Regions from separate parts of the Homo sapiens genome. Here region 2 is linked to region 1. A link is an interaction called in ENCODE POLR2A ChIA-PET data of the cell type or tissue named here. Cell type or tissue: OCI-LY7. All regions are shown on one strand. Each heading gives the region's core, and the rest is flanking DNA. Links, peaks and the distances in the headings are about the cores only.

Region 1 (8,114 bases), core at 2,121-4,620:
AACTAAGCTTTATAAAAATTAAAAGCTTCTGACCATCCTGGCTAACATGGTGAAACCCTGTCACTACTAAAAACACAAAAAATTAGCTGGGCGTGGTGGCAGGTGCCTGTAGTCCCAGCTACTTGGGAGGCTAAGGCAGGAGAATGGCGTGAACCTGGGAGGTGGACCTAGCAGTGAACGAAGATTGCGCCACTGCCCTCCAGTCTGGGTGACAGAGCAAGACTCCATCTCAAAAAAAAAAAAAAAAAAAAGCTGTCCATCCAAAAACCACCATTAAGAAACTGAAAAGGTAAAACTCAGACTGGGAGAAAAGACTGATAACACCATCAACTCTTGGCAAGGATGTAACTGGAGAACTAATTCATTCTTGTTGGGAGGATAAAATAGCACAACCACTTTAGAAAATTTTTGACAGTTTCTTATATAGTTAAACATTCAACTATCCTTTGACACAGCAATTCCACATCTACATATCTACCCTAGATATTTACCCTAATTTTAGAATTGTTGATTTGCCATTTCAAAAGCAATGATCTTCCAGAACATTAGCTTTACACCATTCCATATTTTATATATTTTTTAAGCTACCATAATTTATGAAGATTCAAAATGCAACTTGCCAAGTTTTAAAAAAGAAAAAAAAGTATGGAAACAGCTAAACGGAAAACAGGCTGGTTAAGTGTGTTTGGGTCAGTTTATTTCTAGTATCATTTACAGGCCACCCTGATATTGTATTTAAAATTTTCATTCATTTCAGAGTTCACAAAATAATGATTTTTCCTGTGAAGATACTTCGTTTAAGAGACAACTGACTTCTACAACTAAAATGTACAGATGTTCAAAGAAAATAGCTTGTAAAATATATTTGGTTGAATAACATTTACATTAAGCCTTTAAAATTATGTATCAGAATCTCCGGCTATTAAGCAGTCTAATGGTGCCTACTAAGTCAGAGTGTTGTAATTCTTCTCTCCTGTGCTCTGTTCTGATAATGAAGTAAAGGCATCAGTAGCATCTACTGTGCTAAAGAATAAATGGAATTTACAACTGTAGGCAATATTTAAGCACTTTAAGACAAATATGAATACATCATAAATTTCTAACTAGGAAAATATTTTCAATGAGATCTCAAGAAATGTTAACTTTTTTCAGAATAAAGCACTGAAAACTGACTCACCAACATATCAAGCTGGGTTTCTTCATCTTCTCTTTTTCTCTTCTTATCTTTGCTCTTTTTCTTCTTACTACAGGAAATAATTTATATAGATGAGTTTAAGTATATTGATTTGTGTGATAAATAAATATCGTAAGATTGAAACTTGGAAGTCTTTTAAGTTGTTTCATTTATAAATTATTGATTTAGGAAGACTTACATTGCTATGCCCTCTTAAATACAGTACTGAGAATTTGCTTCAGGCTTTGTACATATTATGTTAAAGTTCAAAGCAGATTGTAGAGCCACACCGCCAGATTTTAAATCCCGATTCTGTCACTTCTTAGCTCTGCAATTTTTGGAAAAGGTACTGAATCTCTCTGTGAGTCAGTTTCCCCACTTAAAAAATTAGGATAACAACTTAACTCTTAAGTCTATTGTGAGGATTAAGAGGTAATATGTATCTTCACACATTGCTGGTGGAAATGTAAAATGGTGCAGCATCTACAGGAAACAGTTTGGGGTTCCTCAAAAAGTTAAAGAGTTACCATATGACCCAGCAATTTTACTCCTAAGTATGTATACCCAAGGGAAATGAAAACGTACACCCACAAAAATACTTACATAAGAATATTCACACTAGCATTAGTCACAATAGTCAAAAAGGGGAAACAATCTAAATGTTCATCAACTGATGAATGGATGAACAAAATATTACATCCATACAATGGACTACACTACGCAGCCATAAAAAGGAACAAGTGCTACAACAATGATGGACCTCAAGAATGTTGTAAGTGAAAGAAGCCAGATACAAAAGGCCACATGTTACATGATTTCTTAGGAAATATTCAGAATAGGCAATTTCACATAGATAGCAGACTAGTGGTTGCCATGGACTAGGAGAGGGGGAAGATGGGATGTGACAGCTTTAATGGGTAGGAAGAGATTTCCTTTTGAGATGACAAAAATGCTGAGCAACTAGACAGTGGTGAACCTCTTGGATATATACTAAAAACCACTGACTGTACAAAAGGGTGAATTTTATAATTATGAATTACATCGCAATAAAAAAATAAAAACCCAAGAGGGATTTGAAAAAAGTTAATGTGCAAAATGCCTACAATTTCTTGGCGCATTGAAAGTGCTATATAAGCATTAATTATGATTATTACGATAATCTTAAGATACTCTTGTCTGCATTTTCATCATAAAGTTTTCAGAAGATAACTCACCACTCCTCACAGGAAATTCACAGAGTAAAAATCTCACATTCATTCAGGATATACCTGCCATTTATTCTGGCATCTTCATGAGGCCAGACTCCTCGAGAGGGTTCTCAAGGGCAGTGGCTTCAGCTCACTCCTTGATACTTTCTTTCCATCTCGCCTAACAATATCAAAACTTCTGTTTATCACGGAGGCCAGGAGGAAAGCTCAATATTTGCATGTACAGTCAACCTCAGGCAAATCTGCCAGTTAAAAAAGAAGCGGGGATATGAATGCACAGGTATTTTTCTCCTAAAGAGCTAATAAATTACCACTACAACCTCCTCCTCACATTTGGCTCAATTTATTTACTGCATGTATGTTCTCTCATTTAATCCTCACAGTCTTCTAAAGGTATAAAAAATGGTCTGAAAGTATAAATGTGTAAACGGAGGTTCAAAGATACTTGATCTCTTAATGAGTAAATGGAAGTTCAGACATATTAACCAATTTGCCACAAATTACAAAATTAGTAAATGACAGAGTGCAGGTTCCAGCCCATATCCCTATCAAAGTCCATATACACCTCAACCACTGTGTGATTCATCCTGGTTTCACTCTACATATTAGCTTAGAAAAAAATTAATAATTTTTCCAGGAAGAGACAATGGAGAAAAGAATAATTCCTAATAAAGGAAGTTATTATAATGAACTACAAGATCAGACTAACGCAGACCCACCAGGCAGAGGCCTGGAGAGATGCCTCAAGGGACCCAAACTCGTGGGTACGGGGTCACGGGTCACCCGCCCGTCTATCCTGTTTCCAGGGTCGTCCGCGCAGGAGGCTGCCCCTCTCTGCACAGGCGCCAGGAAGGGCGGTCCGGCCTCCATCCAGCCCAGACAGGGTCAGAGCGAAGCCTGGGAGGCCACGAAGCCGGCTCTCCGCATCACGGCTTCCACCGGATTCGCGGGGGTGGAGTGCGTCCGAAAAGAACTGAGGAGGCTCCCGCCGGAGCTGCAGGACCCAGCTCTTCACCTCGGTTCCCTTGAGCACAAGCTTGGTAGACTTCACATAAGAATACTAGGCCATGGCTCCGGGAGACTTCTGCGCGGAGAGGCTGAAGCCGGCTCAGGAAGAGTATGTGACCTGGAGCAGCACCAGGGCGGGGAGGAACAGAAGTGGAGGCGAAGTAAACACTCCCCGACAGCGTAGGTCTGTCCAGAACCCGCCTCCGTCTTCACCCAAACACTGAATGGCTGAGATTTCCACTTCCGGGTTTCTGCTGGGGAGCTATGGCGGCTGCAGAGGGCCGAAAGGTGTCTGCGCGCATCTGCTCCCTGGCGCCCTCTCGAGGAGCCCCTGAGGATTCGTGCCTCCCAGAGGTGGGGAAAGCCCGCCCGAGGCGCCGGTGCTGACGGTGGCGGGGCTGCCGGGCACGCTGTGGAACTGCCTCCCGCTAGAGCTGCGGGCTGGCGACGGTCCCGTGGGGGCGGGAAGCGGCTCAGGGTGCCCTCGCCGGCCTGCGGCGGCGCGTCTGGGAGCGCAGGCCACTCGTGCGCGGGTCACTCGGGGCTGTGCCTCGCGCGACTGTGTGTGCAGGAAACAAGGAGGAAATACCCTAAAATGGAATGAAGCGCCATGTTGAGGGCCGCGGATGTCGCGAGTGCTGTGGGAATGTGGGCTGAGGTGGAGAGTTATGGTGGAGGAAGCTAGTCCTGTCTGATGGAGGAAACAGGGCAGAGGCGTGGAGGGAGACGCACAGTGCTGGTGTGAGGAGCCGCGAGCAGGCCAGGCCTGTAAAGCAGCGTGATGGGAACCAGGATAGAGAAGGCAAGTCGGGGTCCTGTGGTCGCTGAAGAATTTGAATGAAATCAGTAAACAGGTGAGAGGGATCCATCGCAAGAGCATGGGATGAAACGAGCAGTAGTCCACGGTGATTCCTCTGCAGCGGTGGGTATTATTAATCGCGTATGTGACACCAAAACGTGGGTATTATTGATAGCTTATGTGACACCAAAACCACCCCATTTAAGCTGTGGCTCTTTCCCTAAAGTAGAAAACAGAGATCAGTTGGGTTCCAAGCATCCACGAAGATCTTATTAAATTCGTGATCCCTGGTGGCACCATGGAGTCAGGATTGGCTCATCTCAAACCTGACTCAGAAACAAAACCATCTCAATGGGCAGAGATGAGCGTCCTTACCCGCTATCATAACGTATTTTCTGGTGTTTTCACAGTGCTGCGCTTCCTAATCCCCATTCTAGGGCAATCTACATGCCATGATGCCCAGAGGCATTAACAAAGGAGACACACAGGGGCTCCTCACGTTGGCTTTCCATGGTTTTGATGAAAATCTGTTTCCTCATCTCATACAATGTGGTCCGTAATAGTATCATTTAGGGTTGAAGAATTAAATGGTACAAATTATATAGGGTGCTTATGATAACCTACATGGAAAATGCCTAGGATATGTTAGCTATGCTCATCACCAACATCGTTATATGATGGTAATAATCAGATAGTCAGGAAGGCTGACACCAAGAAAATGGATACATGCTCTGAGGGAATGAATGTGGAGAGATCAGAAGGTCAAGAACAAAGCCTTACAACATGTCTGCAGTAAAGGGATAGAGAAAAGAAAGGCTATAAAAGAAGGAATGAAACAGAGTAAAATTATAAAATCAAAGCTAAGGAGAATTTCCAGAAAGGGTAATATCATTTAATATCATAGAAGTTTAGGAACACAAGATGGAAAAAAGGCCTCTGGGTAACTGACATTGAGGCAGTCTTTAGGGAAGCTCCATTTCTGACAGAGTAGACACCAAGTCAGCTTGAAGCAGGGACAAGTTGAAGAAGCTGTTGGCTGGTCGCATGGGGAAATAAATAAGGGATGGCATATGCCATATTTCTGGATTTCTTTCTTTCTTGCCCAGCCTCTATATATGCATAGAGTTTGGTGAAAACTTACAAAAAATAAAAATGAAACCAATTTTGTTTGTTGACTCAAATACAATGCTTTGTGTTAGAATCAAGATAAATTCATGCCTCTCCCTTCTATTGTCACCGTCAGTTTTGAAATTAAACATCAGCTTTTCTTCTTCATTAAAATCATTTTCAACTCCTCCCAGGTGTTGGTGGTTTGGGGGAGTTACATAAGCAGTCAGGTCTTGATGAGTAGAGGAGGAGGGAACAAACACTTTCAGCAAAGGTAGAATTCTGAAATTCTGCTCGTATTTTTCTCCAGTAACTTTCCTATGTTTGTGAGGTTATTCAGTCATAATGATCCTAGTGAAATTTTTTTCAAGCTTGACTAATCGTAATCACTGTGGACGTTTGTTTAAAATGTGTATTCCCAGGCCTCTCTCCTGCTGATTCTGATTCAGGAGATCACGGATGGAACTCAGAATACATGTGTTTGACAAATACCACAAGTGGTTCTTATGGTCAGGGAAATTTGGGACTCTAACCAGAAATTTATGTTTTTATGACTGGCAGCTAGAAAAGATTCCTAGAGTCTTTGCTTTTTGAAAATAAAATATTTCTTTTTTAAAAGGAAAATTGTATGACTAGATACAACATTTATACATGTGGCACATGTACTGTACTGTGTGCTTTTGTCATATTTACAGTTGAAGATGTGTAAGAACACTCTGAGAAAAATTATCTATTAAATGCAAAGAGGGGTAAGTCAGGGTGGGGGAGAAATGGGAAGGGTGTGCTTATTGTTGCTAAAAGGTAGAAAAGCCAGAATGATAGCATCTAGGGTTGCAAATAGCACATTGTAAGTTGAGGGAGCTTCATAATCATGTCTGAAACCTTCTTTGATATACTGAGTTGTAAACAGTGGCTTTGGACAAGATTTGAGGGAGAAACCAACTATGCTTTAAAGTGTTCATTTAAAAGGCTTTAATTAAAGGAAAGTCTTTATATTTACTTGAGCTAATTTAACTTCAGGACTTTAACAAATTACTAGCCCTTAACCTCTTAAAAATTGTCTTTCATTTCAAATGAAAGTTTAAGGTGGCCTTTATGTTTGATTGGTATACTTATGCGAAGACTTAACAGCAAGGTACTGTACATTTCTAAATGTTTACTTCTTAATTTTGCTGGAAGAAATATACTACTCAATTGATTATTTTTAAAGCAAAGTAAAACAATTTATTTTGACAAGCGACACTGTATTTTCCCAGTTTTCTGGTGGCAAAGATTAGGCTTAACATCACTAATCATCAGAGAAATGCAAATCAAAACCAAAACGAGATACCATCCTACACCAGTCAGAATAGCTACTATTAAAAAATCGAAAAACAGCAGATCTTGGGAGGCTGTGGAGAAAAGGGAACATTTACACATAATTGGTGCGAATGTAAATTAGTTCAACCACTGTTGAAAGCAGTTTGGAAATTTCTCAGAGAATTTAAAATAGAAATTCCTTTCAAGCCAACAACTCCATTACTGGTATATGACCCAAAGAAAGTCAGTTATTCTACCAAAAAGAGATATGCACTTGCATGTTCATCGCAACACTATTCACAATAGCAAAGACATGGAGTCAGCCTAGGTGCCCATCAACAGTGGATTGGATCAATAAAATGTGGTACATCCACACAGTATTATTAGGCCATTCTTGCATTGCTATGAAGAAATACCTGAGACTGGGTAATTTGTAAGGAAAAGAGATTTAATTGGCTCATAGCTCTGCAGGCTGTACGGGAAGCATGGTGACGGCATCTGCCTGGCGCCTGTGGAGTCTCCAGGGAGCTTTTACTCATGATGGAAGGCCAAGAGGGAGTAGGTACTTCACATGGCCAGAGCAGGAGCAAGAGAGAATGGGAGTAGGGGTAAGTACCACACACCCTTACACAACCAGATCTTGAAAGAATTCACTATCACAAGGACGGCATCAGGCCATGAGAGATCCACCCCCATGACCCAAACACCTCCTACCAGGCCTCACCTCCAACACTGAGGATTACATTTCACCATGAGATTTATAGGGGCCACCTTCCAAACCATTTCACACACCATGGAATACTATGCAGCCATAAAAATTAACAAAATCATGTCCTTTGAAGCAACTTGGATGCAGCTGAAGGCCATTATCCTAAGTAAATTAATGCAGGAATACAAAATGAAATACCACGTGATCTCACCTATAAGTGGGAGCTAAACACTGGGTACTCATGGACATAAAGATGGAAAGAATAAACACCGGGACTACTAGAGGGGAGAAGGAGGAAGGCAAGGTTTGACAAACTATTGGGTACTATGCTCATGTATTAATCTGTTCTCACACTGCTATATAGAACTACCTGAGGCTGGGTAATTTATAAAGAAAAGAGGTTTAACTGACTCACAGTTCCACAGGCTGTACAGGAAACATGGCTGGGAGGCTTCAGGAAACTTATAATCATGGCAGAAGGTGAAGGGGGAAGCAAGGCACGTTCTACCATGGTGGCAGGAGAGCAAGTGAGCCAGGGGGGATGTGCCATATGTTTAAACCATCAGATCTCATGAGAACTCACTTACCACCTAAGAACAGCAAGGGGGAAATCTGCCCTCATGAGCTAATCACCTCCCACCAGGTCATTCCCCCTACTTTGGGAATTACAATTCAACATGAGATTTTTATGGGGACACAGAGTCAAACCATACCAAATCAGCATCTGGATGATGGGATCATTCATACCCCAAAACTCAGCAATATGAGATATACCCATGTAACAAACTGGCACATGTACCCCTGAATGTA
Region 2 (8,114 bases), core at 3,205-5,704, 230 kb after region 1:
AGCTCAAACATTCCTATTTTTCTATGAAAATAGTTTGACAAAACTTAATTGTCTAGGATTTTGCTTTAAATATTAATATTTTTACAAGAACTATTAGTATGGCTTTTCTGTGCATTATGATAAATATTTGAATTTGTTAAAGGTAAAACATTTTCAAATATTCTTTAGCACCCAAGTTTTTTTTTCTTTCCAGTTAGTGTAAAACTACAGGAAATTAAAATTTGCCTGCATAAATTGAGTCAACATGTAAAATTTCAGAGACATGCAGAAATCTGGATTTCTTCTTAAAGGATTGAATCTGGTGTCTCTTGAGCCCATATGACTGTTTGGTATGCTATGAAGACATTCTAGCTTTACATAAAGCATATGTTTCCAGTTTGCTACTGTGCCCACCTAGTTACATCACTTATTCAACTGACCTCTTTTGCCTCTGTAAATATTTCAGTTATCAATTCCTCTCTCATAGTATATTTTGGTAAAGATTTCAAGTTATCAAAGACAGTTTATAGGTGTTTATAATATATAGTTTATATTTTACATTAATTCATTAATAATGGGGTAGTCTTCTAGAATTTAGAATATTTTTTAAATGATTATTTTTCTTCATATAAACCATAAATAATCATCTTCTATTAGAAGGCCTTTAAGCCTTCTTAGATTAATCATGGTTATATTTGAATAGGTTATGCATATTGCAGAAAATATTATATCTTTCTCCGCAGAATTGTCCCTTAAAATTCAAGTTATTTAGTGGCTTCTATTTTGCTAAGCCATATACATGAGTTAGAACTTTCATTAATAAGCCATTTTATTCATGCTTCTGATATTTTGCCAAAAAATAGTATCAATTACAATAGAAACCAGAATAAAAATGGATTATTGCATTTTAAGAAGTAGATATGCATTAGGATCCTAGGAGTATCATTATAATAGAGAATAAAATTTTATACTGAATTTCTTTCCTTTCTTTCTTTTTTTTTTTTTTTTTGAGACGGAGCCTTGCTCTGTCACCAGGTCGGAGTGCGGTGGTGTGATCTCGGCTCACTGCAATATTTGCCTCCCTGGTTCAAGCGATTCTCCTGCCTCAGCCTCCTAAGTAGCTGGGATGCAGGCATGTGCCACCATGCCCAGCTAAATTTTTTGTATTTTTAGCAGAGATGGGGTTTCACCATGTTGACCAGAATGGTCTCGATCTCCTGACCTTGTGATCTGCCTGCCTTGGCCTCTCAATGTGCTGGGATTACAGGCATGAACCACCTCACCTGGGCTTTTATACTGAATTTCTAATAGCTGAGATAAAATCCTATTGTCTGGTAATAGGATAAACCCCATGGACCATTTAATAATGAGCAATCAAAGTTTATTTGAAGCCAACCTCTTTTAATTTAGAGCCACTTCCTTATTGACCCATTTAGAGCAGAAGTGCCTGACATTGGCATTTGGAATCTTGGGATCATTGACAGAAGAGAATCAAGTGAGTTTGTATCACCCAGAGGAAACCTCCATTTTTGGGGGGAAGCTTTCAGAACTGCATCCCTGAAATTCTATTTGTCAAATGTTAATGTTTGCCACAAAAAATACTGTCAATAGGGATTAGGTAAAGTTCAATTCATTTCTTGAATAATGAACATTTAATTCACAGTTTTATAACATTTCTTGAACATAGATAATGGTGGAATCTGTTGGGGTACAGTGCTTCTGGTAAGGTAATTATTCTTTGGAATATAGTTGAAGAAACACTGTTCTAGAGGTAATAATTTAGATTACTAACTTAGTAAAAAATAAAATATTTACTACTATGTCTTAGGGTTTAATTATATAGAGGTAAAAGATACAGACCCTGCCCTCAAGAAGCTCTTGGTTTACATGGGAAACAATAAAATCATTACAGTATAATGATTTTTGGAGATAACCAGAGTTGATGTAGTGATGCAGAGGCTGAATGTTTACAAGAGAAGGTGCAGTACTACTATGCCATGTCCCAGTGAGACATGAGTCTTTTCACCCCTTCCTTTTAGCCTTGGTCGTGATTTACAAAGATAAACACTTGAGCACTCAAGATACTTAACATTTGTTAATACATGTAAATGGTTAATTCTACACTGACAGGCACATATTAAACTGGTTCTGTTCATAATAATGAAGTTATCTCTTTGTTATTTTAGCACAGCCCTCATGCTTGCCATATGCCATGGATCATCAGAGATAGTTGGCATGGTTCTTCAGCAAAATGTTGACATCTGTGCTGAAGATACGTGTGGAATGATTGCAACGTTATGCTGTTGCTTGTGGGTTTAATCTGTAAGTGTTTACATTTAAAGACTAGGTGAGATTTTATAGTTTGTTTCAGGTAGTTTTTGAATGACAGTGAGTTAGTTCACTTCATCAGCCAGAAACCAGGCAAAAAGCTATACTAGTTAGAAGGAGTAATGGCTCCAGGATTCTTTATTTTAGGGCTTTAGGGATGCTAATGTTGTCTACTTGATTTGAAGTATAACCCCTATGCATGGGATAAACATAATGTCACAATTTTGGTTTTTCTAATTAGTTATTTGGGTCTCAAAATGTCCACTTTAAGCAGAAAACCTGACAGTGTCCCCTGGGGGCTGTCTTCCATACCTTCATTCTTGAATCTTTTAAAAGAATCTGAACCTAAGTCCAAGGAAGACATTCTTTTTGTACAAGTCAGAAGGATTGGGGGGTTGGGAAATGGCCATTCTCTTTATTTTGTTGTTTCCATTGATTCTGTTGCTGCATCATTGCCATTGAAACTGCTTCTGCAGTCTGGTAATGATTGACCTTTGTGACCAGGATGCCCTTAGTAACGCAGATCTCTCAGCCTTCATGGTGTAGACTTCGAAGTTATTACATGTTTTTAAAGTTCACGTACATATTCTCAGCCATTGTTTCCAAAGTACCAGCACCCCACTCTGGCAGCTAGAACTTTTAGCTTTAGCCACACACATAGTGAGCAAATTGACCCTTCTTCTCACACTCAAAACCTGACGTGAAACCCACATCTTAGCCTGGATATGGCCTAGACCTTCATGGTAAGTTATCCTTTGATTGGCTTTTTTCTATTTTCTCTAGCCAATATTAGTTGTGGTAGTTTGAAACTGTAACTCAGGTTGAAATAATGTTACAGGAAGAAATTAGAGATCCATTTTGTCTTTGTTACCAGATCTATATCTCTGGTCCTTTATATCCTGTGTAGCACCATTTTGTAGGTAGTGGAAGGTCTCACCTTATTCTGTAAAATCCCATGTCATCTTTCCCAAGTTGTAGTGGGTTCCAACTTGTGGTTGTCCCTTCAAGTGATTCTTTTTTCCTAAAAGTAAAAATCTCCCATGCTACTTACATCTCTACCTCGAGTTTTTTAAATATTTTCAAATGCTGCATCACCATGAAGCCATTCAATAGACTTCACTAAATCTCAAGTAAGTTGGTTAGATTTAACAGAGCTAAGCCTCATCCATCACTGATCAGTCTTCATGTATAAAAGTAAGGATTTGTGCTGGCTTCAGTGGTACATATAGTAAAATTGAAACAACGTTGAGAAGACCAGCATGGTCCCCGCACAAGGATGACATAGAAATCTGTAAAGTGTTGCATATTTCTTGCAGTCCCCAAAAGGACATTTTACTCCTTTCTAACTAGCTCCAAGGAAATGGTGTGAGTCAAAGCAAAATGGGTGACACCCAGTATTGCAATTGTGATTTTCATACAAAAAAATATTTATGTAAGGTGATCTATGAAATGAGATGTGGTAACACATAGGATCTTGTGTGCAATATTTTGTTAGTAGGGATCTCAGAAATGAGAAAATACCAACTTGCATCTTCTTTGTGGAACTTACAAAAAATAAAGGTAGCGTTTTGTCTTCCACAGCAGCTGGAAATGAACATAGTGACTAAGCATCATTCTAACAAAGATTTGTTGGTTCAGAGTTTAAGGAGGTAGATAAAGAGTAGCAGTAGTCCAAGCCAGATGCTGACATCTATTATTTTCTGCCCTTGGTGTGGTTGATGAGCTCAGTAATAGAGTATAATTAGGTTATCTGATTTAATGATTTAATATATTTATAAATAAATTTCATTACAAAATATAAAATAGCTTAGATGCTCTGAATTACAAGCCACAAAGAATAGAACATCTAATATCCAAAAGTAGGAATTAATAACAGAAAATTGCAATATTTGAATATTATAACCTATGAAGAAACACATTTGTTTTTTCTTTTTTTTGTAATTTAATTTTTGTAAAGACATGGTCTCCCTATGTTGTCCACGCTGGTCTTGAACTTCTGGACTCAAGCAATCCTCCTATCTCAGCATCCCAAATTGCTTGCATCACAAGCATGAGCCACTGCACCAGGCCAATATATTGGGTTTTATTGGGAATTTTAAAATAGTTTCAGCAATAAGGTTCAAGAACAAATTATGTTTTTGCTTCACTTTTTATTTTAAGAATTTTAAAAATGTTATCTTGTTAAATCTTTATAATAACATAGTGAAATAAGGCCCTAAAATCCTCATTGTTAGAAGACATTGAGTCTAAGGAAGCAACTTGTTCAAGAAAAAATACCTGTTGGTAGCCATGCTAGGATTTATTCTGAGTTAAGGACATTTTTCATATGTCAAGCTACCTCTAGTTAATTTACTAAGTTACACTGCCCTCACTTCATGAGTGTTTTATCTTTCTTCTTCTTTAATTAGAAGCTTAATAAGTTCATAGAGCTTACAAACTTAAAGTCTATGGAAAAAGTAATGTTCTGATGTTAGATCTAATATTGTCTGAAATACTCTAAGAACTTAATAAATTTGGTAAATGTTTTTTATATCAATGTTAAAATAGTAATTTTATTTATTTCATTTTTATACATAGCATTGATCAACAACTTTTGGAATATAACAAAAGGTATCTAAAAATTCTCAAAATAGCAATCCAGGTAAGACCTCTGATAGTAAACTACACTTGGTGGTGCTACCATGAGATTATAGGAGTGTTGATCACAAAAGAACTATTAAAAAAGCAATGTGTAAGTAGCATGTGTTTACATATATACCTATATGTAAGTGTTTTTATATATACATAGCTTTGATTTAATTTTTTAGTTTATAATTCAGAATTAAGAATTTAGTTGGGCAACCCGCTCGGGTCCCCTTCCACACTGTGGAAGCTTTGTTCTTTCGCTCTTTGCAATAAATCTTGCTAGTAAAAAAAAAAAAAAAAGAATTTAGTTTTAGGTGGTTTATAATCTCAAAAATATTATCTGAAAAAATATTTGTTTAATTGTGGTCCCTAATATCCTATATAAAACTTTTGTATAAATGAGTAAAACAATTTTTAAGTTTATATATTGTATGTTTCCTCAACTGTCATAACAATTTATGCTTGTTATAAAATGTATAATCCTTGGTGTGATTGATGAGCTCAGTAATAGGGGTTTATCAGCTTATCCAATTTAATGAATTAATATATTCATAAATAAACTTTATTACAAATTATAAACTAGCTTAGATGCCTTGGATTACAAGCCACAAATAATAGAACATCTAATAATGAAAAGTAGGAATTAATAACAGAAAACTGCAACATTTGAATATTATAACCTATAAAGGAACACAGTTAAACAAACTGTTAAATAAACAAGTGTTTGTTTGTTTATTAAACATAAACAAACATATAAAATGATTATTTGTTAAATAAAAAATAAATTATTTGTTTGTTTCTTTATTGTAGAGACATGGTCTCCTTATGTTGCCCAGGCTGGTCTCGAACTTCTGTGCTTTATTTAATTTTTACAATAAATGATTTGCATTTAGAGAATTAGAATTAATTACAGTTGAGTCTTGAGCAACATGAGAGTTAGGGTGCTGATCCCCTCATGCAGCTGAAAATCTGCTTTATATGAAAATCTGTTTCTTTTGACTCCTCCAAAACTCTACTAATTTTCTACTGTTGACCTGGAGCCTGAAAAAAGGTGAAAGCATAAGCAGTCAATTAACCCATAGTTTCTATTTTATATGTACTATATATTGTATTCTTAGAATAAAGTGAGCTGGAGAAAAGAAGCTGTTATAAAGAGGAAGAAATATATTCACTATTTATTAGATGGAAGTGAATTATTATACATAAAGGACTTCATTCTCATTGCCTTCACATTGAGTAGGCTGATAAGGAGGAGGCAGAGGAGAGATTTGTCTTGGTATCTTGCAGTGGCAAAGGAAAAGAAAAATCTGTCTATTAGTGGGCTTCTAGAGTGAAAACCCTTATTCAAAGATCAACTGTGTGGCATAGTGACTTGTGTCACTAAAAAAGTAACTATCTTTAGAATTTGGAACTCAAAATTCTTGCACCATAAATGAATGTCAATAAGAATTAACATAACTTAGTGAGGGTGCATCAGTACCAATAGGAGATTATTTTTCAAAGATACCTACTGAGTGCAGAAGTCAGAAAAGCAATTCTTTGTTGAGAAGCGCAGGTTATGTTACATAGTCTTGTACCAACAAGGTCTCACTATTATCAAATTCATTCCCTCTAAGTTGAAACCAAATAAGATATATTTACTTCATTAGAACAAGATGTGTTGTTCTATCTGCTGGATAATTAGTGTGTTAATAGTAATTTTGGTACAACAAGTTACTCTGTTCCTACTAGCCAAAATAGTATCATTATAAATATTCAACTAGCTCAACTCTAGGCTCAACAAATTATAATAAAAGTGGAAAAAATTTTCACAATAACAAAAGTGCTACTGTGATACATAAATGTGAAACAATACATTGTACAATATGAACTGTATGAGCACATCTTTAATTTATTACATATTTATCAAAGGACTTCTATAAGTTAGATTTTGCAAGTGGCAGGAGACCAAGATGGAATACACATAGTCTGGGTCTTTAAGGTGCTCATAATACAATAGAGCTGTCTCTATTGAATTTCTGCATTTTTCCAACAGAATTTCCTAACTATGTTTTTTATTTGTTTATCCACTTGTCCACTTAACAAATAACTGTCAGGTATCTTTAAGGTACTAAGCATCTTTCTTGTTATTATCATTGTCATTTTTTGTTATTTACTACTTTATTAAGGTACTAAGCATTTTTCTTGTTATTATCATCTTTTTTATTATTTACTACTTTATTTAGTGCTTACTCTGTGCCAGAACCCCTTTGGGAGCTTATAATTATCACTTATTATGTCATTATCATATTCAGTCTGTGTCAGACATTTTATATCCAACGTGAAGAATTTAAGCTTTAAAAAGTTTGGTAGTGTCCAGGAGCGGTGGCTCACTCCTGTAATCCTAGCACTTTGGAAGGCCAAGGCAGGCGGATTGCTTGAGCTCAGGAGTTTGGGACCACCCTGACTAACATGGTGAAATCCCATCTCTACTAAATACAAAAAATTAGCTGGGCCTGGGTGGCATGCATATGTAATCCCAGCTACATGGGAGGCTGAGGTAGGAGAATTTCATGAACCCAGGAGGCGGAGGTTGCAGTGATCTGCTGAGATCATGCCACTGCACTCTAGCCTGGGCGACAGTGCGAGGCTCTTGTCTCAAAAAAAAAAAAAAAAAGGAGAAAACAAAAGTTTGGTAGTGTTTAAGGAAAGCAAGCTGAATGAGTAGAAGTTTTCCAGGTAAAGAGTCAAAAGGATGATATTTAGCAGAAGGAAAATTTAACCAGACTGTGTGTTTGGCAGAAGGAACATCTGAAGGAACACCTGACGAGGCTGCACCCTTGGCGTAAAGAACACCTGACATGGCTGAAAGCTTGGTGGAAAGAACACCTGAGGAATAGGATACAGCGAATTCCTTTTCAAAGATTTTAGCCTGTAAAAATCCTTTAAAATTCAAGAGGGGGAAGATTAAGTACAATGAGTTCTGAGTTCCTCATCAAAGAGTAAATATGTCAGTATGTTCAGCTTCTCTGTTCTTTGTTCTCCGTTTTAAAGTTTAACTTCCTCATTATTTATGCCTCCTTGCCCCTAGTTTCATTAAACAACCCCCTTCTAACCTCTAACACCTGTTTTGTCTTTAGTCATTCTTAGTCACCTGCTCTGTCCTCAGTCATCCTTAGACACCTGCTCTGTAACTGTCTTTC

The links. Peaks named below come from ENCODE experiments on the same cell type or tissue, not always from the same donor. Only the 100,000 strongest peaks of a DNase experiment are listed, where the experiment ranks them.
Region 2: POLR2A ChIA-PET joins it to region 1 with 5 read pairs; 2 of 35 experiments call an interaction of 5 or more read pairs at or near these places.

What each region holds. Positions count from the first base shown.
Region 1 is chr9:40,987,763-40,995,876 of GRCh38, reverse strand. LOC107986997 (a long non-coding RNA gene) reads left to right here and starts at 4,046. Exons shown (of 2, transcript XR_001746463.3): 1 at 4,046-4,312. It also overlaps the pseudogene FRG1HP. RefSeq lists enhancers at 3,210-3,279, 3,290-3,349, 3,370-3,719, 4,120-4,309, 4,133-4,862 and a silencer at 3,760-3,969. In OCI-LY7, for the core only: a CTCF peak has its summit at 3,717 (motif pointing left); DNase peaks (open chromatin) are centred at 3,276, 3,626 and 4,066; H3K4me3 peaks cover 2,500 bases; H3K27ac peaks cover 2,297 bases.
Region 2 is chr9:40,755,104-40,763,217 of GRCh38, reverse strand. It overlaps the pseudogene LOC100132004 and the pseudogene RNU6-156P. Among named protein-coding and RNA genes, the nearest start is that of MIR1299, 170 kb to the left of the region's middle. RefSeq lists an enhancer at 8,032-8,114. In OCI-LY7, for the core only: no CTCF peak of the experiment used is centred there; no DNase peak of the experiment used is centred there.